Regions from separate parts of the Homo sapiens genome. Here all the other regions are linked to region 1. The links are chromatin loops, found by intact Hi-C in ENCODE. Cell type or tissue: heart right ventricle. All regions are shown on one strand.

Region 1 (8,000 bases):
CCGGCTACATTTTATAATTGTAACATGTTGCTACATACTTGCTTTATTATATATCTATCCACCCATCCATCCGTCCGTCCATCCGTCCGTCCGTCCGTCCATTTCATTTTCTGATGCAATTCAACTACGGTGCAGGCATCAGTTCACTCCCACACATTTCAACATGCACGTGATTAACTATTAGGTTCTTTTTTTGAGATTAAATGTACATACTGTGAAATGCAAAACATCTTAGTTGTACCGGTCCATGAATGTTGACAGATGCCGTGTAACCCAAGCCACGATGAAAATATCCCCCTGAGGAGTTCCTCTGGGCCACCCCCAACCCCAACCAATCCCTCCTTCTCACTTCCTGGCAACCATTCTTCCGATTTCTTTCATCACCAATCAGTTTGCCCGTTGTAGAACTTCATATAAATGGAATCATTCTTTTCTGTGCGTGCCTCTTTCCACAGAGCATAATGTTTTGTGGGTACGTCCATAAAAACAAGTTTTCAAACCACATCTCTGGCATAACAAGATACTAGAATCCTGTGATGACAGGGACGTCACAAGGTCTTTTTCTCTCCACAGTGACACACAGCAGTCCGTCCTCTGCTTCCTAACAGGACTCTATGAGAACATGGTGATGTCCTACCACAAAGAAAGCAACACCTGATTATCAATAACTTCTCTGGTCCGGCCAAGGATGAGCAAGGAACAAAGAGCTTTTAGAACATTAAGCATACATCTAAATTTATTTGACCTGAGGTATGTAAATGTTAGCTATAGGTAAAAGGTTATAATGACTCTTCAGGCCATAAATTCAACTCTTTTTTTTAATCCCCAAATCTTGCTATAAACTACCTTAGGAAAGTATCTTTCACTAAGAAAAGCCTGAGAAACACTTTGTCTTTGGTGACATCATGGTTCAAAGCTCACTGAGAAAAATGGTATTTAAGAAAAAAAATTCATGGTGAACACTTTGAAAACAAGTGTCAATCACTGACCAGATCCTCACTCTGCAACCTAGACACACACACACACACACACACACACACAATCTCCTGCCGATCACAAAGTAGTCTAAAAGGTTAAAAACTAAAATAAACAAACCACAATTTATTGCACTTACAGCTGAAAATGCTGCCTCCCATACAACACCTATTCTGTCACTGCCAGTTACACAGCTACTTGGAAAAGGTATACTTCAACTTAAACACAATCAGTAGGTTTACCTTAATACTGAACGCTGTGAAAATTAGGCATGCAATACGGTTTCCTCAATACCATCCAAGGGTGATAGTTAAAGAGAAAGTGGGAATAGGTGACTGGGACTCCTATTCAGTTATTCCAAAGAAGGTAGACTTTCCTTCTGGGCTTCAGCGTTCTCCCACTGGTACTGCTACACAGCACCTTTTATCTATTACTAGCATAAATGTTTACACATAAGCTTTTCTAGTGATGCTTTTGCAAATTCATTTTGAAGGGGGAAAAAAACAACAAGCATAGACAAAAAGAACTCAGATCTGTGCCAGTTAATAACCCAAACCATTAGCACCCATCTAAAGAATTAAAGGAAGTAATCTGAAAGTAATGCAACCATTTCACTGTGGACACTCAAATACATCTGTGGATGAGATATGTAAGTAAAAGGCAAATTACAGCTTGTGAAATTTTAGATGGCAAATGGTGACATTGTCAAAGTATAGAAAACTGGCTATTTCCTTCCTCCAAAAAATAATATACATGAGAAAGATGGTAAAGACATTACCTCTGTTTTCAAAACAGATTTCTCTTTTGATGGAAAAAATACAAAAAAAAAAAATGGGCAGGAGTGTAAATACTATATAGTAGCCAAAGTTATCCTTCAAATAGATTGAAAATCCACTCAACCATGGCTTTGAATCAAATGCCATGCTCTTGGTGCCCTGCGTCTGGCCTGTAGCCTCTCGTGAGGAGGGCACCTGCCCAGCTCCATCTCCTGGGCTGCAGGCCTTCCTTCTGAAATGAAGAGTTAGTCCTGCTGTCCAGTTAAACTAGGCCTTAAAACAACAATTCCAATCAACTATGGCCAAACAGTGAACATGAAAGGAACCACATTGTGTCACTGGGTCTAGAAAGTTAAAGGGCATCACAGCTCCCATGATGCATGAAGACGTAGCTTCAAGCTTCCTTGATTCTACAAAAGGAATGCGGAAACTCCGTATACACTAGCGGCATCCATTAGAGAATCAGGCCTCTGATGAGATTATTTACATAAAAAAAAAAGTCCCTCCTCCCCCCAAAAAAGCCAACTGGTGATGGGAACAATAATTTGCTATTTGGGTATTTTTCAAAACAGCTTCCATTGGCTCAGGCCTTACCCTTCCAGAGCCCACTGCATTAGAAAAGAGAGGCACTGGATACTGTTTGGCTTACGAAGGCTTCTAGGTGCCTCCGAGACTGTGAATCTAGGAATGAACACGTGTCCAGTGAAAAACTGTCTGCATTCAATAAGTGTGATTTAGTCTCCAATAAAGACCCAACTCTTCATTTGTGCCTTTCTGGCCTTTATAAGCATTTAACTGTCATAACATCCATAATTCAGCACAGAAAAGGCATCATAGAGCATTTATTATAAATCTTACAAAACATCTAAGGCCCCTTTGCACTTTAATCATGTGATAACAGTTACAATAAGATTGTATTAAAAATTTAAACTGCCCTACTTAAGCAATTTACCTTCAAACGTCCATTTCCAGGGAATGAATCCAAGGGATATGAATGTCGAACCCCTGGACAGATTTATTGCACCAAAGAATATTTCTCCCAATATAGCTCTGATGAGTGAAGTCTAATGACTTTAGTTTTATTACTTTTTAAGCACTTAATGGGAAAATTTAGACATTTTCACAAGACTGAGCTTCAACAAGAATGGTACATTTAAAAAATGACAGGTAGGGAAAGGTCTGTAAGATTACTTTAGACATACCCAGATTAAATATAATCAGTGGAAATTTTAAGGCAATGACTAATATCACAGGTTTGCCTCTGTCATTATTAGTTTGGGTTTCTTTTTTTAAAATGTCTTAAATAATTGTCCAGAGAATATTTAGCAAAGAGTGGCTGCAGAGAATTTTATTCTTATACATGTAAAATTTTAAAGCCATTTAAAAACCCCACAGTATTTAATTTTTTTTCCCACACTTATAAACCACCTACCTTGAAGAGGCTACACAGCAGATACCATCATTATCTCAGTATAATTACCCCAGCCTCGGCCAGGATCAACTGTTTCTACCACCAACCAGACTGTCAGCGGGAGAACTATCTTCAAAATGTTCAGAAGCAAATCTAAAAGTTTTCCTTTACTTGAAGTAATTTTTCCCCCAACTTAAACCCACAGCTGTGATCCCTCAGATTTCAATTAATGCCTAGGCAGTAATCCTATCAATCACCAAGGACTATAAATTTCTTATCTTTCTCATTAGCTACACCGTTGCACAGCTTAAATATAAACATACCTTGCCACAGCACTGTAAATTACTTGGCCGAGCAACTCTACCCACCGTCAGAAGGGGCAGGAATGATTTCAGCAAATCTGTGGTGTGCTTGCTGCACTAAAGCTGATTTACACTTCTCCAAAAAAATAAAAAACCACCAAGAATCACACTGACAGAAGATCTCTTTGAGTTTGCTTACTTGGCTTAAAACTGGTAATGACCTGTCTTTATTAGTATTACTAAGTTTTATGGGCAGAATCCAATTTTCTGTGGAAATACATATATATATATTTTGCTGCATCTGCCAATGATATCTTTTGCAGTTACCTGTAGCTATTAATTTTCTTAAACCTAAATTCCTCAACTTATTTTTTAAAGCTGTAAAAAAAGAAAAAAAGCAACAAACTATCTTCTTCTTGAAATAAAATTAGGCACCACTGTATCAAGAAATGGTGAAAACAGGAGGTAGGGGTGGAGGTGGGAGGGGCAGCCCCCCCCAGGAATGTCACCTCCTATTTCAAACACTCTTTTAGGCTAACGTGGTGATACCATCACTCCAGGTCTTGCATGAACCGCTTCATCAAATTTTCTCTAAGGAGATTGTGCAGTCCAATTCTTTAATGGAATAGAGGCTATTTATGCCATTTGCTGTTAAGTACAAACTTTGCAGCGTACATTCCAAGCACGAGTGGTGAGGATTTTGCTGCTGCTGCCCTTTACAAAGCAGCTACCAGGGGTCCCGGCTTTAGGCTGCACAGTTCTGACAGCGGTCCAGGCTTCAGCCATGAGCTTCCAGTTTCCTATCACATTCACTTTATGCCTAATTTAATTCATTGTATCTTTCAAATTAAAATGGATGTAGCACATTAACTGGTTTTCACCTTCAGTCTGCAAAGCCTGTAGGTTACTGATGATCTCACCTGAAGGAAACCAGGGGCAGGGATGTCTGAGCCTCAGCCCCAAGGGCACCTCTAGCCAGGGCGGTACTGCCATCTAGTGGCCTCCGCTTTTCCAAGGAGCAGCTTGGGCTCTGGACTCGCAGAGCTGAAGGGCAGAACCCGGAGAGCCAGCGGGTTCTGAGTGCTGAGCTGAGCTCTGACAAATTCTCACATAGCCAAATATGGCATTCGAAGAGCCTGGAGGGGTAAGTGGTGACCAGACAGACTAAGGTCCTACGGGATGAAATGTAACCAATATTCATCCCCAATTATTTTTAGATTACAAACAACCCAAGAGTGGCCGAGGCCCCTCAAAAAAAGTCAAACCCAACACAGTCTTAAAAGCAGAGCTAAATCGTTAGGTTGGAGACTGTGTGAATTGTATCTTGGCGAGGCTGTATTTTAAAAATAACACAAGTCACCTGAATCCACTGATGTGTCTACAAGGATTTTTCTCCCTCGAGTCTTCTAGCTGCTCCTCATCAAGTTACTGAGGCTTCCTTGCAGATGAGTCTGTGTTCTTGGTAAATGTTCATAGGTTGCCTAACAGGGGTGGGGAGCGCCGAAGCTGACTGCCTGGGTTCCCAGCTCAGTGAGGCAATTTATGACCTGCATGATCTTTACCAAGTTACCTGGCCCTTTTGTGGCTCAGTTTCCTTATCTGTAAAACATACACACAGGATATGCTTCTTGGGGTTGGTGAGGGAAGTCAGTTGATCCATGTGAGGCACAGAGAGGGTGCCAGCCTCCTGCAGTGAGGACTGCCACGGGGCTGGAGAGGCCACAGAGATGCAGGTGACAAAGATGTGGTGCCCGGGCTGGCATCCCTAATATGAGGGTCTAGATGTGGTTGTTCCTGATCCCATGGGGTTTACAGTCTAGACCAAGAACACAGCCATCAGAGGCCACCGTCATCTCCAGGCCATGCTGAGTCCTACCTTGTGTGGGGCCCTGCTCCAAGCACTGGCAGGACCTCTATCATCACCAGTTTCCCAGATGAGGACCCTGGCACTGCGTCTCCAGTCAGGGGAGCCACATGGTAGCCGGGAATTCCGACCTCAGAACTGAACTAGGGAGGAGAGGGGGAAGAAACACTCCCTGGGAAGCCAGAAGCTGGAGCTCTATGCTCACAGATAAGGAGCGAGTGAGTGAGGGGCCTGGGGCAGGAGGAAGAGCACGGAGCAGGAAGCATGAGGACAGGGACTCTTAAGAACCTCGAAGAACCTTCTGGCTCTCAGGACCCACAGCACAGTGGTGGTCTGAGAAAGACACTAAAGAGATGCTGTCTGATTAGACGTGAAATAAAATTCCCTGCTGGCTGCACTGGTCAAAGAACTGGGGGAAATGGGTGGATACCCAAAGTGGAAAGTGCAGAAGGAAACCCAGGCGGGGCGATGGTGGCTGGGGCCAGGGCTCTGATGGCAAGGGTCGTACAAGGTACATGAACCAATACAACCTGGTGCTCAAGCAGCCACAGGGAGGAAGGGAGGGGAGTCAGAGTGGCCCAGGGGTCTAACCTGAGCCAGGGACAGAGGGGCCACCCAGCTGGGGCCCAGGTGTGATGTCAAGGACACAGCTGATATTTAAGTCTCAAGCTCAGAGAAAGGGTCTCAGTGGCCAGAAATGTGAGTGCCTCGGTGAAACACACAGATATGAGATCGCCCAGGTCTGAGGCAGAGGGTGAGGGCAGCGGGCTCAGGGCAGAGCCAGGAGGGGCCAAGGAAGTCCCCTCCTTCCAACCACTACAAACATTTCAAAGGTACAGAAAATGTAACATACAACAGATAAACCCCATAAACCCACTAATATCCAATAAATACAAGTCCTTTGCCATATTTGTTCTATCTCTGTATGTGTCAACTGAGTCAATTACATCACAGCCATCATTCGTTAACGTCTCAAACACTTGAGCGTGCACCTTTATCAGGACATCTGCCTACCTAGTCCTTATGCCAATGGCGGTGCTCTAGGAAGGTGCTGGGCAGGAGGCTTGAACGTGCTCAGGTGACAGCTGAAGGCACTTAGGACCAGCGTCGGATTCTGAGAAGGCGATTGGAGGGGTGCAGGTGAGACAGCTGTGACTCGTCCTCTATGGCAACAGGACATGGCGAGTACAGCCAGCGTAATTTGCTGGTGAAACAACGGTTTCTGCTCCCAGAGGCAGACGCAAGGCTGCCTGCTGATAACGAGGAGGCAGGTGGGAATCAGCCCCACACGGGCGCTTCACACCTGTAATTCTTCTTCTGTCCCATGTCTGCTGGTTCTGTCTCCAGCTCGGAGCAGCTCAGGAAATCACTTTTGTCTTTTTTTTTGAGACAGAGTCTCGCTCTGTCACCCAGGCTGAAGTGCAGTGGCGCAATCTCGGCTCACTGCAACCTCCGCCTCCCAGGCTCAAGTGATTCTCCTGCCTCAGACTCCCGAGTAGCTGGGATTACAGGCGCACGCCTGGCTAATTTTTTGTATTTTTAGTAGAGACAGGGTTTCACTGTGTTAGCCAGGATGGTCTCGATCTCCTGACCTCGTGATCCACCCGCCTTGGCCTCTCAAAGTGCTGGAATTACAGGCATGAGCCACCGCGCCCAGCATCACTTCTGTCTAATACTTCCTCGTTTCTCTGCAGGATCCAGCCTGGCCTCTCAAGAGCAGACGCTCACATGATAAAACGTGCTGGGAACTCACCATGTACTCAGCAAAGGGAAGCAAAGGTGAGCACGGCCCCAGCTTTTCCTGCTCCGAGGCTGATTCCAGTTTGGCGGAAAAGCCAGAGAGGTTGCAGCCAAGAAAGGGCTAGGAGAGCCTCGAGATTTTGGAAAAGGGGCTCCGAGTTGGTGCCGATGCCTGAGGGACGGGCAGGTTTTCGCTCAGAGCAAGGCTTTGAGGCTAAGGAAAGGGTGCGAGCTTGCAGTGCCTGGAGTACAAGGTGTGCAAGGGGAAGGGGGAGGGCCCTCCGCTCCCTGCAGGGCATAGCACCTGCAACACAGGAGGCTCTCTGGGAATAGCTGCTCATGAGCGAGTGACGCCCACTGGGACAGGTGGTGCCACATTCAGAGGGCGGAAATACTGGCGCCCTGCACTGCCCACTGCCTTACACACTGGCCTTCAACTTAGGAGACCCTCGACAAGAGGGGTTCACAGCCAAAAACAAGTTTGGAAACCACTATGGTAGGTGCTAGGGAGGCATCAAAGGCTTTCGAACAGGAAAGAATCCTATCTGAGCTCTGTCACAGGCAAGAGCAGAGGCCAGCACAGCAAAGATTCAGTGTGGGGTCATCTGCCTGGATACAGAAGCAGGAGGCTGACAAAGCAGTCTCAGTGACTGAGGAGGAGGCCTGGACTTCCGAATGGGCAGTAGGTAGGGGGAGAGAGGCTGAGGGAGGAGGCAACACCAGTCCTGACCACCCCTGCGAGGCCTTGGAGCCCCACCCTCCTCCCTTGTCACTCTCATTCATTAAGCCACACTGATGGAGAATTCACCACATCCTAGACACTGTGACCAGAATTTTGAAACAGGTCCACTTTTGGCCCTTGTAGATCTTCTCAAAGCAAAATCAGTTCTTAAGAGGGAGGGTCACGCATCTAATATATATTCAAAACCAAA
Region 2 (8,000 bases), 560 kb before region 1:
TCCAGCCTGGGTTTTCTATGTTAGCATGCTTCTGGGGTCTTGCGTCCCTTCTCTCCTGATTCTTCCCTTGGGGTGGGCTGTCCGCATGCACAGTGGCCTGCCAGCACTTGGGAGGGAGCATGCATGCACAGTGTGTTCACTGGAGTTGTGCGCATGCTCACTTGAGATGCTCCTCCCTTACCAGTCGAATGTCCCTAGAAGGTCATAGGCCAGTTAAATTCCACCGTTTTGCCTCTTAATGCACATGGTTGAACCCACTCGCCCAACCCCTGAGATCTTATTGGGAAGCTGCTGATCACCCACTTCCGGTGTTTCTGTTTATTGGGAGACTGCCTTTCGCTAGTGCTGGCTGTGACCAATGATTATTATAGAAATACAGAAAACAACCACCTGCCCATCATGGGATGGTCACCTGACATTCTTGGTGTGTGTATGTATTGGAAGGAGCCTTCTCCTGCCCTGCTCATGCCCGACTAGCTCCCCACTGTAACATAACCACCTACTCGTCTCAGTTCTCAGCTCCGAAGCAGAGGTCCTAGGGCTGGCCCCTCACGCTCGTGGTGAGAGTAGATGAGGGAACCCGCATAGGCTGCCTCAGCTGCCAGCACAGATTGTAGCCCCCAGCCTGGCCTCCAGTCCTGCTTCTGCCACACTGGACCTGTATGACCAGGGCCATCAATTAATGTCTGCAAGCCTCAGTTTCCTTGTCTGCAAACAGGGATGATAACAATGGTTCATTGTTATCTGCTTCATAGGGTTCAGATGAGATGAGCAGTTTATTCCACATGTGCTAAGGCCTCCAGGAGGAGGCAGCGCCAGGTGTGTGCTGGCTCTGACCATGTGTGATGCTGGGCACAACATAGGTGGCTGATGCCTGGCACATGTCTGCCAACTCATTCACTGCAGTTATCACACCACACTGGCTCAGGGATCACGATTAAAATTTGGGATTCTGAGTTCCTAAATTCTGTGACTCTGGGTCTGCAAAATACCTATCAAATGGTGCTTGGCTGGCACTCTTTTCTCTCTGAATGTCCGTGTGTGTTGGGGCCTGGGAATGCAGCCGGCCCAGGCGTTGGGCCAGCGCAAGGATCCAGTTCAATCAGTGCCCACTTCTGCCTTTGAAGGCGCATAATCTGCTTTATAGCCCTGACTTGCCACTTCGTACATAATGACAGGGAGGCAGACACAGTAGAGTGTCCCTAGCGATTTTTCCATCACTCACTGAATGACTGTCTTGGTTTAAAATCATGCCTGCTGCCTTAATGATGTTTTAAGAAATATAAAAATAGGAGTACATAACGCTGTATTCACCATGGCTTTTATCTGTCACAATTTCGCACAAAGCACAAATTGTTGCAAAAATACCTGAACTTCGCTATCACAGGGGTGCTTTGAAGAGATTGTTAGGTGTACAGCAATTATTCATGGGCCCAGGGTAAGTCCCATCCCAGCTCTGTCGCGAGGCCCTGCTTGTCCAGAGGGGCTCGGAGCCACCTTTCAGGGGGAGCCTAGGCCACAAAGGCACAGCCAAACAGAGATGAACAAATAGCCTCGTGGGGGCCCGAGTGCTGAAACGGTTTTTCTCATGGTAAGCAAACTTGAATAAACCCGGGAACGGCCAGAGGCGGTAATTAAAACTCGTGGCCCAGTTCTCCATTCATTTTCAGCAGAAAACTGTGGGTTTCTTTCAAGCCAAACTGAGAGGATGTTGAGGTCCTAGAGCAGAATGTTTGTCCTCAAGCTTGTCCTGCCTGTCAGAACAGGACTGACAGAGGAGCGGTTGGGGGGGGTGGGGACTTGTCCTGCTGTGAAGGAAGGGACGTGGTGGGGCAGGTTGTAGCTGCAGAACACATTTCTGTGCCTGTGCAGCAGAGCTGATGAGCCGCACGGGGAGAGCAGGTGCACACCTGAGAGGGAAGCGCGTTTACAGCCAGGGCTCTGCACACCCCAGAGGGAAGCGCATTTACAACCAGGGCTCTGCACACCCCAGAGGGAAGCACGTTTACAACCAGGGCTCTGCACACCCCAGAGGGAAGCACGTTCACAGCCAGGGCTCTGCACACCCCAGAGGGAAGCACATTTACAACCAGGGCTCTGCACACCCCAGAGGGAAGCGCATTTACAACCAGGGCTCTGCACACCCCAGAGGGAAGCACATTTACAACCAGGGCTCTGCACACCCCAGAGAGAAGCACGTTTACAACCAGGGCTCTGCACACCCCAGAGGGAAGCACGTTTATAACCAGGGCTCTGCACACCTGAGAGGGAAGCGCATTTACAACCAGGGCTCTGCACACCCCAGAGGGAAGCACGTTCACAGCCAGGGCTCTGCACACCCCAGAGGGAAGCACAGTTACAACCAGGGCTCTGCACACCCCAGAAGGAAGCGCATTTACAACCAGGGCTCTGCACACCTGAGAGGGAAGTGCATTTACAACCAGGGCCCTGCCTTTTCCTCTGCAGGTGGCTCGACAGCTCCAGCCCTCCGTGGTGTGGATTGAAGACACAGAAAAAACCTTCTACAAAAAAGTTCCCAACGCAGAAAAGATGGTGAGGACTTTCTCATGCCTTACTTTTGCCTTTTCTTTCCTCCAAAGGAGGCCCTTACCAAGGCCTACCTCTACTTTTTGAGAAGGTCTTGCCTTTTCAAGCGAGGAAGGAAACACTGGGGCTCTCTGTAGTGGTCTCTGTCTGCCCTAACTGTATTTGAAAGGGTTCTGTGGTCTGACTTTATGAGACATAGTTTAGAAGGAAAGAAAGTGTGGAAGAAAGGGGAGAGGGATTTTCCACCCAAACATACGATTCAGAGGTAAGAAACAATTTAGAGAACTCTGCTCAGTTAAAGCAAATGGCACACATAGGAGTTATTATTAGGATTTCCTATTGTTCATCATAATAAATAGCAAAAGGCCCACAATTGATGAACAAAGACCCTCAGCAGAACTGCTAAGTGCACCACATTCGGGCCTCCAGGGAGTCCTTTTTCAATTGCTTCCTTCCTTCTTTTCTCTCCTTTCAATGGTCCCCCTCCTCCACCACTTCCCCCCACAAATCACCAGCAAATTTCCCACAAGTTAAAAAAAATGTGCAGATACACGAGATTGTTATTCCACATCAATTTGCACCAAAGCAAATAGTGGTTAACTGTGAATTTCTGATTAAATTCATAAGGATTTTAATCACTTTTGATCCTTATGTATTATACATCACTTTTCGCAGGTAGAGATGATTTGGATAAAGAGTGGAAGCTCAATCTTTTCTTCCCCAAATGAGCCTTGATTGCCCTGTCATTTCAGAAAGTCTTCAGAGAACTCATTTATTATTTAATCTGGGACTCTTGTAGTTCACTCCCTCTGCTGGCGAAGTTGCTGCATTGCAGAAAAACTTGAAAAGGTCCACAAGTAGGTATGCAAAATGGATGGCAGGAATGACCGGGTTCTCCACCAGGTCCCACGTCTAAGAGAAATGCAGGGCAGTGTTTCGTCTCACGTGTCACACACCTGGAGTTATCAGAAACCTGGCTCATTCATGGGCAGGGGCTACTCCCTCTCCCACCAGACATAAGCCTGGGGAGTGGAAGACACTGGCCTGGAACTCAGGCCAGCAGTGAACAGCATTCACACAGCTGGCTGTGTGTCCTTAAACAAGTAACTTAACCTCTCTGAGCCTCCGCTTCCTTTACTATTAAATGAAAGCATTTCAGCCCGCACGGCCTCTGAGTTCATGCAGCCCCCTGCATTCTCCCACAGTGCCCTGGGCTTGCCATCAGTGCTTGCGGCTGCCTGCTCACTGCACATCTGAGTCTGGGAGAGCAAGGGGAACGGGAATGTTCCTCCTGAGAGAGCCAGAGGAGCACTGGGGAAGGAGCGCTGAGAGGGGGCCTCTGAGAGAAAGCTGGAGGCAGGGAATGAAATATACCCTGTAGACACCCTCGCATAAAGGGAGTGGATGTGAGGGGAAGGAGGCGCGCTGAGGAGGGAGCTGAAAGCCGTGAAGAAGCAGCCGAGCCTGCGGAACCCTGCCTTGAATCAGCCCTTGTGCTCCTGACACAGAGCGAACCTCTCAGCACCATCCCCGATTCCCGCAAACCCTGCCCATGCCTAGCTTTGTCCCTGTAGGAAATGAAGGCCACTGGAGGCATGGTCTTTGCTGTGGATGAACTGGACGTTTTCTCTGTTCACTTCCCATTAGAGGAGTCCGTCGTGTGTTGGGGAGGTCAACTGCACTGAGGACCAGGAGTCACACCCTGGGATAAGTCCTAGGGGACTGCAAGCCAAAGGGCACCCTGGCTTCCTGAGCATCTGCAAGGCCGGCGAGGGGACCTGAGCCACCCCAGACTCAGAGCTGCAAGAGGCATGAATGCCATCCTCCACCTCCCACCCCCAGTATTTCCACCCCCAGCTCCAATGCTGCAGCAGGAGAGGAGCGGGGGAGGAAACCATTGCGTGTGCATGCCCAGCTCTACACGGAACTCCAGCTCCACTCGGCCTGCACCGTGCAGTGATGGCATTGCGGGGCCTGCCCCTCAGGGAGCAGGGCTGCAGAGTTCCTGCTGCCTTCCTGCGTCTCCAGAGCCATGACTGGGCCAGTCCTGCTGTCCTTCCCAGCCTCTGAGACTCTGTGTCTCACCCAAGATCCTCTGCCACCAGGGCCCCAGGTGGCCATGAGCATTGGACGTCCACATTCTGAAGGTGACCAAAAGCCAAGGGCAGCAGAGGCATCCACAGGTGAGAGGAGCCCAGGAGGCATCGTAACCTGCTCCTCATTGCATCACTCAGCCACCTAGGGAGCCTAGTCCTTCCTCCCACCTGCCCCGGCCTCTGTCCCAAAGGCTGCCCTGATCCCAAGGGCACAGAGGCACAGAGAAGAACATCCAGGAGGCTGGCACTCCACCAGCTACGGGTGCCATACAGGCAGCAGGGCCGACCTTGCCCTGGGGTTGAGGGACTCCGGGAAATCCCCTTGAAAATCCAGTGACTGAATGCACCCTCCGGCCCCTCTGCCTTTGGGTGAGGCCCCTCCCGCAATAAGAGGCAGGAAGCTCACCCGGGGATTGGGGCATGGCGAAGATCAGTGACGCCACCCGAGCATGGAAGCCAAACTTCCCGGGCGCAGGGACACTGTTGCGGACAGGAAAAGGAGGACCCCGGTGGCGGTGGGGGACATCAGTTGAATACCTCCTCTTTCCCAAGCACAATACATATGTCAGGGAAACTCCCGGCAACCCTGAGAGGAAGGCATTGTTTTCCCTGTGACACAAAAGAGAACAAAGGCTCCCAGAAGGCGCACAGCTGCTCTCGGGTCATGCTGGGATTCAGAAACAAGGTTGCCAGAATGGGGCCTTCTCCCCACCACACACAGCACAGGCTGGAAGACATGGGGGGGAAACCACCAGCTTCGCCTTCTGCCCATTGGGTCAGCCCTCCTGGTGCACCTAAACCACACCGCATCCCTGCGGCCCTCTGAGCCCTGGGGCCACTCCAAACATCATCCCAAAACCTGCCTTTGGGGCCCTCTTGTCTTAGAACCAAATGGGCCCTACTCCGGAATTCTCTGTCCTCCTGCACACACTCCTGTTCCCCTCACACTGTCCTCAGCAATCTTTGAAAGAACCCCTCACACCTCTAGAATTTCAGCAAAGTCCAAACTCCAAGTACCTCCACTCCAACCCCTGCCACTTTTACAAACACACCCCTGCCCCCTGCAGACGCCTGGACCAGGCCCGCTCCTTTCTCCTCCTCCTAGGAGAGTAGCGTCTCCTCCCACCTGCGCCTCGAGTGCGCTCAGTCAGTTGTTTGTATCTGAGGTGAAGGCGGTAAAGAATGAGGCGCACGGGCTGCTCCTGCATTTTCTGCCCCATTACCCTTTGTTACTTCATCTAGCAAGCGCCTCCCTGACATCACGATAGTGCCTCTGCCAAGGAATCGCTGCTTTCTTGGGGCTGGCTGTGGCGGTTGTATTGTGGAGCTAACTGCAGAATAGCAAATTGAAATTGCTGCGTGGATGCTAGCCACTAATTTGAAATTGCCCAAAGTAATACAGTTGTGAGGGGCTGGCAGGCCCCGCGGTAGGGGCGGCGGTTTTGGAGGTGGCCAGGTGATCATGGGGTGGTTTGCTGGCATGATGGATGAGTGCACAGGTCTCGTGCATAACAGACGGCTCTGCACTGGAATGGGGGTGGTCTGAGTGTAGGGGAACTACCAGTTGAATGACACACCAATTTCTGTCCCCTGTTCATGGGACTGCACCTCACCATCAGCAAGGATGTCACTCTGGACATTGCCCAGAATCAACGTTTGTCATCCAGATAGGCTGATTCATTTCAAATGTCCCTGCCATTTCAGGACAGAAAGGTAACAGTGTCATCTCCTGCCTCAGAAAGGGCAGGGATCACACTGCCATCACCATGGCAACTGGGTTGCTGAGGGTGGGCTCAGACCATGCAGGTGTGTCTCTACCCCCATGGATTCTCAGTCTCCAGCCTCACCAGGACTGTCAGATCAGTCCTACTTCCACTGTTCTTTGGGCAGCTCACATGTGCACCCCAAATGCCCAGTCACTCCCACCACCTGCTTTGTTCTTTAAGGCAAGTCTCTTCTCACCACCCTACTCACCCCTCAACCCACCACCATCGGCTTGCTACCCCCACCACTCTATAGAAATTGTTCTCACAAAGTTCTTAGGGCCAGGCACGGTGGCTCACACTTGTAATCCCAGCACTTTGGGAGGCCGAAGCGGGCAGATCACTTAAGGTCAGAAGTTCGAGACTAGCATGGCCAACATGGCAAACCTTGTCTGTATTAAAAATACAAAAATTAGCCGGGCATGGTGGTGCACACCTGTAATCCCAGCTACTCAGGAGGCACAAGAATCACTTGAACCCAGGAGGTGGTGATTGCAATGAGCAGAGATTGTGCAACTGCACTGCAGCCTGGATGACACAGTGAGACTCTGTCTCAAAAATAAAAGAAATTGTTCTCACAAAGTTCTTTGACACAAGAAGTGCAAGACTTTTCTGAAAACTACAAAAACGCTGAAAAATTTAAAGGAAGCCTAAATAAATGGAAAGACATTTGTATTCATTGGTTGAAAGACTTAATCTTGTTAAGATGGTAATAATTCCCAAATTGGCCTACATATTCAATGCAATTCCCATGAAATCTCAGCCAGCTTATTTGCAGAAATTGGTAACTGATCCTAAAATTCATCCAGAAATTCAGGAGATCCAGCCAAAACATTCTTCAAAAGAAAAATAAAGTTGGGGGACTCACATGTCCCAATTTCATTTTCCAACTTACCACAAAGCTACAACAATCAAGACAGTGTGGACTTGCCTAAGAAGAGACATAGATCAATGGATCAGAATCAGGAATCCAGTAATAAAGCCTTACATTACAGTTCGTTTTGACAAAGGTGCAAAGACAATTCAATTCAGAAAGAATAATCTTTTCAACAAGTAATGCTGGGACTGTTGAATTGCTGCCTGCAAAAGAAAGAGTTGGACCCTTACCTCACGCCATATACAAAAATCAACTGATAATGTATCAAAGACCTAAAAATAAGGGCTAAAACTAGAACACTCTTACAAGAAAATATAGGCATAAATTTTGTGACCTTAGATTAGGCAGTTGTTCCTTAGATATGACACCAAAAGTACAGGCCACAAAAAGAAAATTGCAACTCATCAAAATTAAAAACTTTTTTGCTGCAAAGGACATCCTCAAGAAAGTGAAAAGACAACCCACAGAACAGAAGAAAATGTTTGCAAACCATGTAATATTGAGGGACTTCTATCTATTAATAGAACCTACAAAGAACCCTTACAACTCAATAATAAAAAGACAAATAACCCAACTTTTAAAGTGGGCCAACAATCTAAATACACATTTTTCCAAATAAGATACACAAATGACCAATAAGCACATGAAAAGACGCAGGAACATCATTAGCCGTCAGCCAAATGGGAGCAAAAATGGCCTCGACTGTGCTTGGGAAGT
Region 3 (8,000 bases), 390 kb before region 1:
TTTACATAATTGCAGGAGCTATTTCAAAGCCAGCCAAGGGCTGACTTCACTTAGAACCACATGGAGTCTATTTTGGGCTTTCAGATTAAAAAAAAAAAAAAGCTGAATAAAATGTTTAAAAAGATGAGGCTTCAATGCTTTCTGCTACTTGCAAATTAGTGTGTCTGATGGGGAATTTTACACAAGCGCCCCTTTGTAAGTGCGTCCTGGGCTCGGGAGGGACTGTTCAGGGTTAGCTGGGTGTGAATCCCAATTGCCCTTCCATAAATAAAACCCATCCCAAGTTATTTCCCAACTATTGCCAGGAGCAAGAGCTGCGGCAATGACCAAACGATCGGGCTTCTCAAAATCCCTGTAAATAAAAACAACTCGGTTGCCCGAGAAACCAGCCTGTCGCCTAGGACTGGGCGACTGGCGGGAGCGCCAGACCCTCGAGGCCCGCAGGATTCCCCGCGTCCTCCGAGACCACGGGTGGCCACACCGTACCCTCTCCACGACCACCCGTTACCTCGACTCTGGCGGCGGCAGCGAAGCGCGCCATTCGCGGTGCTTCCTCCTCCGGATTGGGCTGGGCTGGGCTGGGCAGGCCAGCACAAGTTTGCTGCATGAATATTCATTTACTTGTGCGTTTTCTATTTCACCCTCAACCTTCATACATCTGCATGCAAGCGCAGCCTGGGACAACCCCGAAGCGAGGGGCCAACTTAATTACCATCACTTTTTCGGAATGTCTGAGGTTTTAAGTGGCATCATCTGAACCTGACACTAGCCTAGCACCTGTCGAGTGAAGTGCCCAGGGGCTGAGCTATCTTCATCTAGGGGGGAAGAGGGGAGGGAAGTTCACGAAGTTAACTGGAGTTGGAGGACCCAGCTCTCCCTTCGGGTGCGCCCTTCATTTTTCCTAATTGGAGGGGGGAGGGGACCAAGTTGCAAACATCTGTGCCCGGTGATTTTCCCGCGTAGACTGGGCCGAGCTGAGTCACGGAGGACTCTGCAGTTTGAGGCTGTTACGAGCTAAGCAGGTAGGAATCCGGAGGATGGATAAGCCATGCATCTATCGCTCCTGTCCATAAATCTATCCGAGGAGCCGAGGAAAAACTCTAAAGGCTTTTATTATCCGCAGTCCCCACGCTCTGAACGCTTTGCAGGTAGCTGAGGTGCCCCGAATGCATCTTGTTAATCACGCCGAAACACAAGGATCCTTTTATGACACGAACAGTCGTTTTCTAAGCAGCTAAGCATTAGATGAGAAAGTATTACTGCATTGCATTTGCGAAAAAGGCACTAGTAAATAAAATTCATATTGATGGGAATTATCTGAACTCACTAATAAAAGATTAGTATTATAACCCCTGCAGTCAATACTTGCTATGGCAATTTATGGATGCAAATAACATGCCATCAAATTATTTCAAGTGCAGCTATAATTCGACGGACCTAAATCTTCTTGCTGAACTTTAAATGTAGAATAATCACCAAAATAATCAAAGGAATCCCTGCCTCTCAGAGGGTAATCAGGCGACAAAAGTCCCTAGAACAATATTTTTGCGGCGAAATAGCAAAGTGCATGGCAAACCTGCCTAGGTAAAATGAATAACAGCTTCCCCCGGCATGTCAGTGGCAAGCCGGAAGGGCCCCGGCTGTAGCCACGTAAATCAAGGAAGGAATGGAGCGTTTCTTAGTATTCAAAAAACAGGGTAATGGCACCCAAGGCTGTGTCACTGTAACTATCTCATAATGAGGGGGAGTATTTATTATGCTCATAAAGATATCAGCCTTTTGCCCTGGGCTTCGATTTTTTTTTTCTTTTTCTTCTTTTCTGGGAGTGAAGAAGGAGGGATAGAGCCTGGAGATCCCACAGACACCTCCTTCTCCATGGATCCCAAAGGGAATTCATTTCCCCTCACACTGCCTAAGCCACCTCGGGGTCTGGGCGTGAAGTCAGGGGAGGCAATCCAGGCAGCGTCCTAATGAATTCCTTTCAAACCGCCTGCTGCCGGAGCGATCTATTACTGCGGCCTGGAGTGGGGAAACGCGATCGAGACGTCTTTGTCCGGGTGGTGGTAGGGAGGGAGGAGGCGAGGAGGAGGAGAGGGCTGGCGGCGGACCAGCGAGTTTTCCCAGCGTCCCGGGGCGCCAAGGACACACCCTCCCCTCTTTCCTCCAGGTCTGCTGGGTGGGCAGTGGGTCTCCGGCGGGACTCCTGGCAGAGGAGCTGATCTGGGATTAAGACGTCCCCCGGGGGGCCTTGGGGCTAGAGCGAGAGAAAGAGGAAGAACGCGAAAAAAGAGCTTCAAAGAATCGGGTCGATAAATTCATAAAGATCGATTTATCTTTATCTCCCAATTAAATGTGCTTGTAAGTGATACATAACACACGTCCAACACGGGCCAACTCCCCAACCACTAGCTCCTCGGCGTGAGCTGATTTTTAATGACCGAACTAACAATGCCCTTCTTTCCTTCTCCCCAACCCGGTGCTGTTGGCGGTTCAGGGCTGACGTCTAGACCCGGGAAGTTGAAGCCCGGGCCTTGGAGACTCGAGGAAGCCCCGCTCGCGCTGGTGCGCTCTGCACGGTCTGCCGTTGTCAAGAAGTGATTCCATTTTTAAAGGGAAGACAAGAGCTGAAAGTTTTTTGTTTGAAAATGGAAGAGGGGATAAGTACGTCCCTAGTTTCCCTCCACCCCAAAATTCCCTTACTTTCAAATTTGGGGGTCTTTACCGTTGTCGAGAACAGGGGAAACATCCTGAGGGGATCGGCTCCATCCTGCAGTTAGCAAAGAGGAACCGCGCGCCCTCGAGTCCTCGCGCTGGAAACCGGGCGGCGGCGCCAGGGTGAGCACTCCTTGCGTTCGCAACGTGCTTAATTAGCGCCTATTTACAAAACGCAGCTTTTATTTGAGCAAACATCATAAAGCTTTCATCAGGATAATCTCACGTTATACAATCTGGAGGCACAGCAACTCCCCCCTTCCTCCCCGAGGATGGAGCAGATAAAGGACTCTCTTTATTATCATAATTATCGTGGTTGTTATTTTGGTGCGCGCTGGCAAAGTGTGTAAATAGGTGCGATGATTAAGAATGTCATGAAAAATGAGAGACGGGATCGCTCACGGGAGGGCCCAGCCCGGGATGGGGGAAGCAGCAGCCTCCCCGCCCCACCCGGTGCGCGGACCTACAGCGAGCAACCCGGCGGGTTTCTGGCGGCGGGCAGGCGCTGCCAGCTCCCAGCCTTCGCCCCGGGGGTGGCTCCGGAGGGGCAGGACCCTGCCCCCAACTCCAGGACCCTCGCCCGGACCCCAGGCGCAGCCGGAGCACCCAGCGCTGGAGTGAGCCGCAGGCAGGTTGGTTCCATGGCAAATACAGTAAAAGAAATAAAGCGCCCCCGGCCCAGCCGTGGGGGTGCGGGCCCCGGAGGCTACCCTTCGAGGTGGCCTCGACAAGGCTGCAGGGCCCCAAGGTCCGAGCCTTGGAGGTGCCATCCGCCCGTCTCAAGTTTGCGCGGCACGGGCTAGGCATGCAGGCTCCGGCTCCCCGGCCCGCGCGCTCCGACGGTGGCGCCCGCAGCCCGCTCGAGGCCAGCTTGGGTGGAAAGGGCGGGGCCCCGCTTTCGCCCCACCCCCGCCCCGCTCAGCCAATGGCCAGAGGCGCCCAGCCCCACGTGAGGCGAGCCGGGCCAGGCGGCAGGCAAAATGTGAATGAGAAAGAGGAGCGCGATTTAAAGGTGCTGGCTGCGCCCGCCGGAGATAAGTACGCCGGCTTCGCGCGCTCCCCAGCGGCCCGCGGGAGGCGACGGACGGCGGGACGGACGGACGGACGGCAGCTTACCGGGGCCGAGGGCCAAACCCGCGAAGCGCGCGGGCTCCGACGGGCAAGCGGCGGACGGGGGCTCCGGCGAGCCCTCGGGGCCCGGGCGCCCTCTCCACTCCGGGGCGCACGGCCTCACCCCGCACACCCCCTGCACCCGCCCGGCATGCAGCGGGCCCAGGACTGAGGGGCGGAGGCGTCTGCTCTCCGGGTCCCGCTCGGCCCCTGCCCGGCGCTCCCGGCGGTGCTCCCGGCGTCCGGCGGGCTTCCCGGCGGCGGCGCGGCGCGGGGACTTTTCGCCTCTCGCTGGCCTCTACCGAGCGCGTCTATGAGCGCAGCGTTCCCGCCGTCGCTGATGATGATGCAGCGCCCGCTGGGGAGTAGCACCGCCTTCAGCATAGACTCGCTGATCGGCAGCCCGCCGCAGCCCAGCCCCGGCCATTTCGTCTACACCGGCTACCCCATGTTCATGCCCTACCGGCCGGTAGTGCTGCCGCCGCCGCCGCCGCCGCCGCCCGCGCTGCCCCAGGCCGCGCTGCAGCCAGCGCTGCCGCCCGCACACCCTCACCACCAGATCCCCAGCCTGCCCACAGGCTTCTGCTCCAGCCTGGCGCAGGGCATGGCGCTCACCTCTACGCTCATGGCCACGCTCCCCGGCGGCTTCTCCGCGTCGCCCCAGCACCAGGAGGCGGCAGCGGCCCGCAAGTTCGCGCCGCAGCCGCTGCCCGGCGGCGGTAACTTCGACAAGGCGGAGGCGCTGCAGGCTGACGCGGAGGACGGCAAAGGCTTCCTGGCCAAAGAGGGCTCGCTGCTCGCCTTCTCCGCGGCCGAGACGGTGCAGGCTTCGCTCGGTGAGTCGGCGGCGCGCGCAGCCGGGACGAGGGGGCGGGAGGAGGCGGGGGCGGGCCAGCGCCGGGTTCCCGCGGGAGACCAAGGGGGCGAGGCCGCGCCCCCGCTCGACCCCCGCGGGAGGAGCTGGAGGATGAGGCCCGGCTGTGCCGCTGGGCCTCCGGGGGACATTCAGAGCCACCCAACAAGCGGGGTCTCGGGAGGGGGGGCGTTTAGCGCCCGGCGACCAGCTGCTGCCCTGGGCCACATATCTATCTGACGATGCGTTTGGCCGAGGCCGCCTCTGCCGCTCCGCGGTGACCTGGGGTTCCGGGTAGGTTGCAGCCTCTAGGGGAGACGGGTTGGGCTGCGCGTCTCAGCCGTGCGTGTGCCCAGGGGCGCCCAGACTTTTTAAACCCCTTCGCTGGTCTTGCTACTTGTCTGGGAGAAACGGACTGCTGGGAGGCTGTGCCTGTGTGTTTGTGTTGGGGGTGTCTGGTGGGAACTTATAAGGCCACAAAACATCCCTTTGACCAACGTTGTCTGTCTCAAAAAAGATGGTCTGGGATCTGCACGTCCCTACGCCTCCACTCCGGTTAGGAAGCAATTGAGGTTCACTACATTTTCATGGTGGCGGTGGGGGGAGGATGAATCGTGAATCCCCCCATCAGTCCTCAACCAGTCCCCACCCCAGGGACAAAGCGGGCAATCTCTTGGGCCTCGCGCCTCCTGCTACTTCTCCTGACGCTGCCGAGGCTGGGAGGGTGCGGGGGAGGCATGGCGGCCCTTTGAGTGATGGTTCTGGGCAAAGGGCCGTCGCCTGTACTGCCTCCTCTCCTTTGAGCTTTCTCACGCTCCCCCCACCCCTCCTCTACCCCTCAAAGGCCAGGAAATCACAATGTGTTAATGTCATAGAAAGACAATCCGCTAAAGGGTGGGGGGCGGGGGGCGCGGAATGTCCAAATGACGGTGGGAAGGAGAAAGGAAGGCCAGTGTGCGAAATGTAATAAAATGCCGTTTGGTTTTGCTTTCAGTCGGGGCTGTCCGAGGGCAAGGGAAAGACGAGTCAAAGGTGGAAGACGACCCGAAGGGCAAGGAGGAGAGCTTCTCGCTGGAGAGCGATGTGGACTACAGCTCGGATGACAATCTGACTGGCCAGGCAGCTCACAAGGAGGAAGACCCGGGCCACGCGCTGGAGGAGACCCCGCCGAGCAGCGGCGCCGCGGGCAGCACCACGTCTACGGGCAAGAACCGGCGGCGGCGGACTGCCTTCACCAGCGAGCAGCTGCTGGAGCTAGAGAAGGAGTTCCACTGCAAAAAGTACCTCTCCTTGACCGAGCGCTCGCAGATCGCCCACGCCCTCAAACTCAGCGAGGTGCAGGTGAAAATCTGGTTCCAGAACCGACGGGCCAAGTGGAAACGGGTGAAGGCAGGCAATGCCAATTCCAAGACAGGGGAGCCCTCCCGGAACCCTAAGATCGTCGTCCCCATCCCTGTCCACGTCAGCAGGTTCGCTATCAGAAGTCAGCATCAGCAGCTAGAACAGGCCCGGCCCTGAGGGTCCAGAAGGGCCAGGGCCTGGCACCCACCTGGAGAAGCCCCCGCACCCGAGGGAACCCATGGTGGACTCCACTGTGTTTGAAGCAACAAAGTCACAGCCCAGCTGTGGCCATCCCAAGCAAATTGAGAATATATTCACTAAATGGGCTTAAAAGACTGCTTTTGAAGGGGCTTACAGCCACACCAGAAGACACGCTAAATATTTATTATACTATCCTACTTTGTACATAAATATCTCTATAGACTGGATCTCAGCTGCAGTATTTTGAAAGTTATAGGACTTAATTACCCAGTAATTTCTCCACTCATTCCAGAAGAAAACAAAACCTCTGCTGTAATCTGCGCGGTTAGCAGCCACCTTTCCATACTTTTCCAAAGGTAAACGTGAAACCCAAGAACAAGCACTGGGGTTTAAACTGATTTTGGTTTGCGTTCTGGCTTTTTGAGTTGACTGAAAAGCAGACATTGTTAGGCAGCCTGGAAATTCGCTTTGCTTTGCTTTGCTTTTGCCTGGCTTTGGTTTCCCCTGGGGTTGCCTATCCTATCTGAGCCATGTGAAGCACGTCTCCGTTGTGTTAATTTATTTCAATGTAGCTTATTTTCTTATAAGTTATGACATTTAAACAATTTCAGTCTTGTGAATAATAAAAAGGAGAGAGGGGGGGAAAAAGACCAATCCCTGGGCCTCATAAGTGTGTCCAGAATTTGACCGTCCCGGGCACTGCCAGGGTGTGGCCGGGCAACTGGTCTGGGACCAGTACTGGAGAAACGTCCCCTGAAACAGGTCTCCTTAGGCATCCTGGACTTGAGCCACCCAGCACTTTGCCAGGTTTAAAATAGGAGGGCAAGAGGGCCGATAGGATTACGAATTTAAGAAAACCTAATTCTCACCTTAGAAATCTATCTCCCCCTTTTGCACAGCCTAATCGATACCTAGTAGGCCGGCAAACTTCGGCCAGAGGAGGAGGTGGGTGCCCGGAGGAGGCAAGCGAGTGCGGGTATTGGTGGCTTTGCACAAACTCCTGATGCTCCAAATCGACTACAGCCAGGGAGGAAACGTCTTTCCTTTACAAATATCTCCGGCCCGAAAAGAAGCGGTGCTCGCCTGCCGGCAGAGTGGAGGGTCCATAAATCAGGCTCCGGGCGTTATCTGGCGACAGGAGCAAAAACCCAGCGAGCCCAGCCGGCTTCCCGGCAGCCCTCAGTCGGAGGCGGAGGCTGGCTGGAGCGCCCCCGGCCCCGGCACCTCCCCCTCCGGGCGGGGTCGAGGGGGCGGGACCCGGGCACCGCCCCACCCCAAGGACGCCCCGGTAGTCCGCACCACAAAGGGGGAAAACGGGAGAGGCTACGCAGGGGAGCTGGGAGTCGGTCTGCAAGGGACGGGGAGCTGCGCGCCTCCCCATCTCGGTGGGGCGTGCCTGGTCCCCAAGCCCACTCCTGTCCCAACCCCGGCCCTGCGCTCAGAGCCCTGTCCGCTCGCTGCCGGACCCCGAAGCGCGCCGCCAGATACTGCGGCGGACAGGCCCAGGGGCGTTCAGCGGGCCAGCGAGTGTGAGCGTGGTGCCACCAAGCCAGCAGCCCGAAGCGCGAGAGAAGCCGGGGCTTCGCCAGCCTCAGCCTTTCGAGTGGGGGAAGGAGGGGAGGCCGGTGAGCCGCTGCGATGCAGCGGCGCTCGGCCCTCGGCGAGGTTCTCAGCCGAAGAAGGGGAAGCGCGGCCCGCCATGGGTTAGTACTAATATTGACTTAATTTTTACTACTTACAGGCCGTCACCTCCCCACGGCGGAGGGGCCTGGGGACCAAGACC

The links. Peaks named below come from ENCODE experiments on the same cell type or tissue, not always from the same donor. Only the 100,000 strongest peaks of a DNase experiment are listed, where the experiment ranks them.
Region 2: it touches region 1 in a loop (4-fold over the local background); 9 of 110 quality-filtered maps call a loop at or near these places.
Region 3: a loop joins it to region 1, with 4 times the contacts of the local background. A loop is called at or near these places in 50 of 110 quality-filtered maps.

The regions. Positions count from the first base shown.
Region 1 is chr2:235,776,064-235,784,063 of GRCh38, reverse strand. All of the region lies in intron 6 of AGAP1 (ArfGAP with GTPase domain, ankyrin repeat and PH domain 1), which reads right to left. It overlaps LOC105373942 (a long non-coding RNA gene), which reads left to right. Exons shown (of 4, transcript XR_001739943.3): 2 at 574-750; 3 at 7,023-7,107. Among named protein-coding and RNA genes, the nearest start is that of TNRC17, 260 kb to the right of the region's middle. In heart right ventricle, a CTCF peak has its summit at 4,463 (motif pointing left); a DNase peak (open chromatin) is centred at 4,463.
Region 2 is chr2:236,339,110-236,347,109 of GRCh38, reverse strand. DRC11 (dynein regulatory complex subunit 11) reads left to right here. Exons shown (of 19, transcript NM_024726.5): 16 at 2,467-2,553. The region is part of intron 1 of LOC105373945 (a long non-coding RNA gene); the gene reads right to left. Among named protein-coding and RNA genes, the nearest start is that of IQCA1-AS1, 48 kb to the left of the region's middle. RefSeq lists enhancers at 3,746-4,660, 4,661-5,575. In heart right ventricle, CTCF peaks have their summits at 3,160 and 3,360 (motif pointing left); DNase peaks (open chromatin) are centred at 3,389 and 5,329; H3K27ac peaks cover 4,338 bases.
Region 3 is chr2:236,164,107-236,172,106 of GRCh38, reverse strand. It overlaps GBX2 (gastrulation brain homeobox 2), which reads left to right and starts at 3,721. Exons shown (of 2, transcript NM_001485.4): 1 at 3,721-4,658; 2 at 5,670-6,871. The coding sequence starts at 4,136. The coding sequence ends at 6,193. GBX2-AS1 (GBX2 and ASB18 antisense RNA 1) reads right to left here and starts at 4,665. Exons shown (of 2, transcript NR_186035.1): 1 at 4,438-4,665. It overlaps LOC124906126 (a long non-coding RNA gene), which reads right to left and starts at 3,081. Exons shown (of 2, transcript XR_007088136.1): 1 at 2,723-3,081; 2 at 2,311-2,578. RefSeq lists enhancers at 4,590-5,542, 7,705-8,000. In heart right ventricle, a CTCF peak has its summit at 4,508 (motif pointing right); no DNase peak of the experiment used is centred here; H3K4me3 peaks cover 3,916 bases; H3K27me3 peaks cover 8,000 bases.